2 separate regions of the Homo sapiens genome follow, and region 2 is linked to region 1. Evidence: read pairs that join two places in POLR2A ChIA-PET (ENCODE). Cell type or tissue: MCF 10A. All regions are shown on one strand. Links, peaks and the distances in the headings refer to the core of each region. The heading gives the core; the rest is flanking DNA.

Region 1 (2,933 bases), core at 151-2,650:
TGTCAGTATTTTAATGTGGCAATTCTAGTCTCCTTCATTAACTCAACTGGTTTAGCCAAACATGCATAACCATTTAGCTCTGCACCACCTGTAGAGAGGAAGTTAAATGAGGAAAAGTAAAGCATCATACTATCACAATTAAGTTTTTGGATACACCTTAATTTTACCCACTCAGAAGAAAAATTGTAACCACCACAATAAAGCTGGAAAAGGTCATGATTAAAGAATGGCTGTCATTTTGTTCCACTCCTGGGAACTTCTATCCACCCACTCCCAAGTGATGGACGTGTTTCTCTCAGTGCACTGGATTTAGATGTGTGAAAGGATGAAGACAGTTAAATTTTTCAAATCACCAGAGAGCCAGTAAAGCAGCATTTGATCTGCCCTGTGGAAAGCATCTGGGAACAAAAGAAAAACTCATGAATGACACAAAACCGAGGTCACCTGAAGATACCACTAAGATACTAAAGCAGGCTCAGCTATCTCACAATGGAAGGGATCCTAGTGAAGGAACCCAACCTAGAAACCAATGCATTGACATACAAATCAGAGAATTCCCCCACAAAATGATAGGATCTATTATCTTTCTTTTATTATCCTTACTTTTGAAATTTGATATTTATTAGGAATTGGTTTTGAATTATTAAAATTTTATTCGTGATTCCACATAATACATACTCCCTGAGTAATAAACCTACATGGATAAAACAAAACATTTTTAATAAGACCAGATTATCTGCCAATATCAACTTAAAATAAAAAAAAATAAAAACAAAACCAAGCAAAATTTAACTCATCTCAGTCTGCCACTCTCTTTTTCTTTTTAAAATTACTTCTGTCTAAAATCTGAAATCTAAAAATAGCCAATTCTATAAGCTTTCTCAAGGCCCTGAAAACAATCACATATGAATGGTAGTGATGATTAGTATGATTAATCCTATAGATTTATTATCTCTAGGAAGCTAGAGGTTATTAATTTTTATTAACAAATATTATTTCAAAAACACTGTATTAAATCACCTCATTAAAACTAGACACCTCTTTACGATAACATCTCTGTTACAGAAATGGAAGCAAAAGTTGTATGTCCTTGTGTATCTTTGTAATTTTTAACACTGGTAAGAAAAGAGCAATATTTATACAACACTGAAGAGCATCATATTTCCAAATATCTTTAAAAAGCAATATACTGCCACCTATTTTGCCATCTGTAAGTTGCTGATTCTTATTGCCTAATACTTTTCTTTAGGTATCAATGGGATGAAGGTTTTCTTACAATAGTTCCATAAATTAAAGTAGTAAAAAAAAATTTATAATTTCAAAACAGAAATGAGAAAGTCACTTTTGCTTTTTGAATGTGTACTCAATGGGAATAATTTTCATTCTTCCACTTGAATTGGTTTCAGATCTATTCAGCACCTATGTGTTTTCTAATTAAATGGCATGATCCACTCCACATTTTAAAAATGGTATTATATGTCTGTTTCCGTTTTCCGAGAGGATATTTTCTAAGCACATCCAAAATAGTTCAACATTTTCCCACTACTGCAAAAAATAGCAACACATATCCTCAACACACGTATTACACCACATGAATACATTTTCGCTTTTGGTCTCCCTTCAGTTCCATCTGCACTCTTGCTGTGCAATAGCTATAGCATAAAAACGTCTATTCTCACATGCTTTTGATATTACACTATTTAATCACATACAGCTGTGGCTTATGAGACTGTTACAAAACAATTTCAATGTAGTACTTGAAGCCAATTTTGAATAAACATCAACCATTTACTCTGAATAAAATGTTTGACATTAAAAAAGTTTTATTTTAAAAGAAAATACTTTTTTTGTTGTTTTGGTTTGATTTTAGAATTTGACATGGGCATAATTGTGACTGAACTCTCTCTGCCAAAAGACTGATAATGTCAAAAAGGTTGTGTAAAATCATACTAGTGCAAAAATGAAGCTTTCCAGAATTCCTGAAGCCAGAAAGACCTAGAATGAACTTGCATCCTCCCTTCTATATTGTGTCCCTCCCTGCAAATTATCCCTACCCCCAGCCCTCAGATACATTTTATTACTTCATGGAAATAATTTTGTGCTATAATTTTGTGCTATTTTTTTTCCAAATTGAAAGAAAGTGAAAGGAAAATGCTTTAGAAAGATGCTGTTAAATATACATGATATTTTCCTTAAGTTTGAATCCATTCTGGAGAAAAGAAAATACCATGAACTTTTTACGTTTCTACTCCTTTTAAGTAGGCACCAAACTCAGTGTTGCAAAAACAATGTCTATATCATGGAAAAAAAATAGCAAAACATGCACTGGGATTGTGTTCAATCCCACTGATAATGAAGGCTTGGGGGAGTTAAGAAAAAAAAACAAAACTAAGAAACAAGGATGGCCCCTTCCTTCTATTTTCCTCTTATTTGAAACCAATTAAAAATTCTATACAGTCTAAAGTGAGACAAACAGGATTTATCATAGTTTCATGCTATCATAGTTTCATGCTATTATATTACCCCCCGAAGCGAAAGAAAATATTTGGAGTTGTACCTAAAAATTCTATCGCTGGAAGATTTTAGAAAACTAGTTTTGTATGTTTCAGGCTTTCAAAGGAAAACAGAACTTTGGAGTTTTCAAGGCTGTTTTAAAACAACTGGCAAGTTACCAACTGGATATCAATGCAAATCTGAGGCAGGAAGTACTAAGGAAATTCTAAACTCATTCCCTCCCTCTGCAAGATTTTCTACATTTTCATGTGTAAGGAGGGTGTTACAGGGTTGTTTTGTTTTGCTTTTGAAGGATCTGTACATTCACATCTTTAAGAATATCCTTTGCTCCGTGGAAGCCTCTCTTCCTTCACCTACTTGTGTTTTCAAGCGTTTGCTCATTCTATGGCACAATCAATTGTGCTTCAGCTAGACTTTTA
Region 2 (2,933 bases), core at 307-2,806, 83 kb before region 1:
AACAATTCTCCTGCCTCAGCCTCCTGAGTAGCTGGGACTACAGGTGCACGTCCCCACATCCAGATCATTTCTTTTGTAGTTTAGTAGAGACAGGGTTTCTTACTTAACTGTTTCACACCTTTGAACTTGCATTCTAACGGCAATCATTGGAAGCTTATGTGCACTTCTACGGTGTCTTCCTCTTCCCCCTACTTACCAGGTGCCTTTTGGCTATGCTTGTTGTTCTGTGATCTAGAAGTTATCTTTGAATCTCTCCCATCAAACAGAATGTTGATACATGCTTGTTACTTAAAAATGTTCAAATGATTAATAAATGAAGAAATAAATGAATAGAGGAATCTTTTAAAGGTGACGAGGATATGGAAAAATAATTTAAAAAAAACTTCTTGTAAATGAAACTGATTGAAACATCGCCTAGTTCTTTAAGCTCTGGGTTAGTCAGGTTTGCTGGTTTTAATTCCTCTCTCCTCCAGAGTATCATATCTATCTTTACTCTGGACCTTTCTTGAGAAACTTAGATCAAATGTAAAGGCTTCCTTGGAACCAATAAAACAAAATTACTTATGTTACATGTGCCATGTCATACCTTCCTTTAAAATAACACCCATACAAACACAGACACATACATGTTCTCATATACACTCATACATATTCACACATATGCTTATATAAACAACAAACACTATCACTATCATGTTTTAATATGGTTATTGGTGCATGGTGTCCCTTAGTTCCTTGCAAGCACTTCCTACATGTTTTCTCACTCAGTAAAGCATGTGTGTGTCTGTGTGTTTCCAACATAATTTTACAGCTAGATATTTAAATCCCATTCTGGTTCATAAACTTGTCTGGACCATCAAGTACATGTTTTTGCTTTTTCAACACTAGGAATTTCCCAGGCTCACTGGCAAAACCAATCAAATGTCTGTTTCTGTTTCAAAGATGAACTATTCAAACTTATTGGCTTGTACCTGCCTTCTCCCTGCCTCTCCTCTATCCCTGTGTTACCAATCTTAAAACATTAAGTATGTTGAAATGATTCTTAGGTTGGGTGGCAGAAACCACAGGTATGAGTGAACAGCTTTGTCAGAGAAGACACTTCCCACTCCATGAACAAAACCACTGCATTTTCACAAGGAATTTTTAACACAGCGTTTTGGGAATTCTAACCCAGCTCATTGCTAGAGCACGGAGCAAACAAAGATCGCTTAAAAATAAAATCATGAAAATGACATTAGCAATCATGACATTCAGACATTTTTGTACCTCTCTTTTAAAATGTCAGCTCTTCCAGACAGCTGGATCCAGCCATTGGAGTTAAGAAATGTTACTATTTGTGAATCCCTCTAGCCTCTGCCATGTAGGGAGACTTCAAACAGACATCAGTAAACAGCATTCTCATCACTCCAGCCCAGACTGAATTCTAATCAAGGTCTTTTAAATGCCATTGAACAAATCTATATACTATGGATTGTTTCTTGTATGCCTCTGGCCAAATGCTATTCACTGGGTCATTTATTATTTTTAGAAAACCAAAGCAATCCACACTAATAGTATAAATTACAGCACATCTAGAAGCACGGTCCAGGCAACCTTGTTGATTTAATACTAGAACTGAAAGAAGCTTTTAATTATTCCTCCTCTGGTGATTTATTAGACACTTGGAATCTAAGAGTCTCACAAGTGGATGAGCCAGGTTTATACCACAATTAACCAATAGAAAGGGTCTGGTCTAAATATGCCTTAAAAGCCAAATACTAAATCTAAAGGGTGTGCATAGTTGAGTCTAAAAAGAACTAAAATATAGAAATTAAAAGTTCCACACATTATCAAAAGCAATAAATTTACTAAGAGGCAGAACTCCCAAAACAAGTTATCTAACATGAAAATGGATGTACAACCTGAACAGAACTTTCTGTGAAGTGTTCACATAAATTTTCAGACATGAGCTGCAAGATATTATGACTATATCTCAAACAGGTTCATAGGCTCAACAAAGTCCAACTAAAACCAATAAATGACATAATGACATCATAGTTCACTTGTTCTCTTAAGAAAAGTCCCTCAGGAAAGTGATAGAGAAAATACGAGACAACTTGGTTGTTCAAATTCTTTACATCTATAGACAAGTCAATTAAAAAGACCTCCTGGAACACCTGTCATGAGGCCGGGCTGTCCATCATCCCTGAATGTACGAAAGGAAAACCACGAAGTCATTTCTTTGGGCTATTTGTTAGGAAGACATAATTTTAAACTTAAAATAACCTCTGAAAGAAAAGCTGGTGTCTGCATTGTATCTTCAGATTAATTAAGCCAAAGTCTCGGAGGTTTGGAATTGAAGTTTCAGACAAAGCTGCTTCTTTACTAAGAAAACTTATCACTGTAAATCGGGGTAGAATTGGAGAGTGTGATAAAAATGGCTGCCTTTAAAAGTCCCACCTATCACCAATTTGGGACCTCTTTACTGGAAAGAATTTTAGCTACATTTATTTCTAGGATCAATAATCTATTCCACATTAGTTCCCCATATTTTCTGTCTCTTTTTGTCCCTTAGCTCTAGACTCTGAATCATTTTCCCACCTGTCTTTCCTATATTCCCTCTTTCCTTGATGTTATTTCAACCATCACCAAGACTAGCTGAAACTTCAGCAGTTCCCTTAATTAGCAGAACTTTTTCTTCATTGTTCCCTCTCTCCTCCTCACCCTCACTCAAAGTGTGTGTGTGTGTGTGTGTGTGTGTGTGTGTGTGTGTGTGTGTGTTAAGGAGTGATGATCTGAGAATCTGAGGTGGGGACACTGGCTTAAGAAGTTTCCTTTAAATGACTATTAGGTTGGTGCAAAAGTAAATGCGGTTTTTGCCATTGAAAGTAATGGCAAAAAACACAATTGCTTTTGCACCAACCTAATATAAACATTTGTGAGATTTTTAAAAT

The links. ChIA-PET counts read pairs that join two places held together with the same protein. Peaks named below come from ENCODE experiments on the same cell type or tissue, not always from the same donor. Only the 100,000 strongest peaks of a DNase experiment are listed, where the experiment ranks them.
Region 2: POLR2A ChIA-PET joins it to region 1 with 5 read pairs; 4 of 35 experiments call an interaction of 5 or more read pairs at or near these places.

The regions. Positions count from the first base shown.
Region 1 is chr3:29,285,748-29,288,680 of GRCh38, reverse strand. The region is part of intron 1 of RBMS3 (RNA binding motif single stranded interacting protein 3); the gene reads right to left. Among named protein-coding and RNA genes, the nearest start is that of RBMS3, 6.1 kb to the right of the region's middle. In MCF 10A, for the core only: no CTCF peak of the experiment used is centred there; a DNase peak (open chromatin) is centred at 1,610.
Region 2 is chr3:29,369,315-29,372,247 of GRCh38, reverse strand. All of the region lies in intron 1 of RBMS3 (RNA binding motif single stranded interacting protein 3), which reads right to left. Among named protein-coding and RNA genes, the nearest start is that of RBMS3, 90 kb to the right of the region's middle. In MCF 10A, for the core only: no CTCF peak of the experiment used is centred there; no DNase peak of the experiment used is centred there.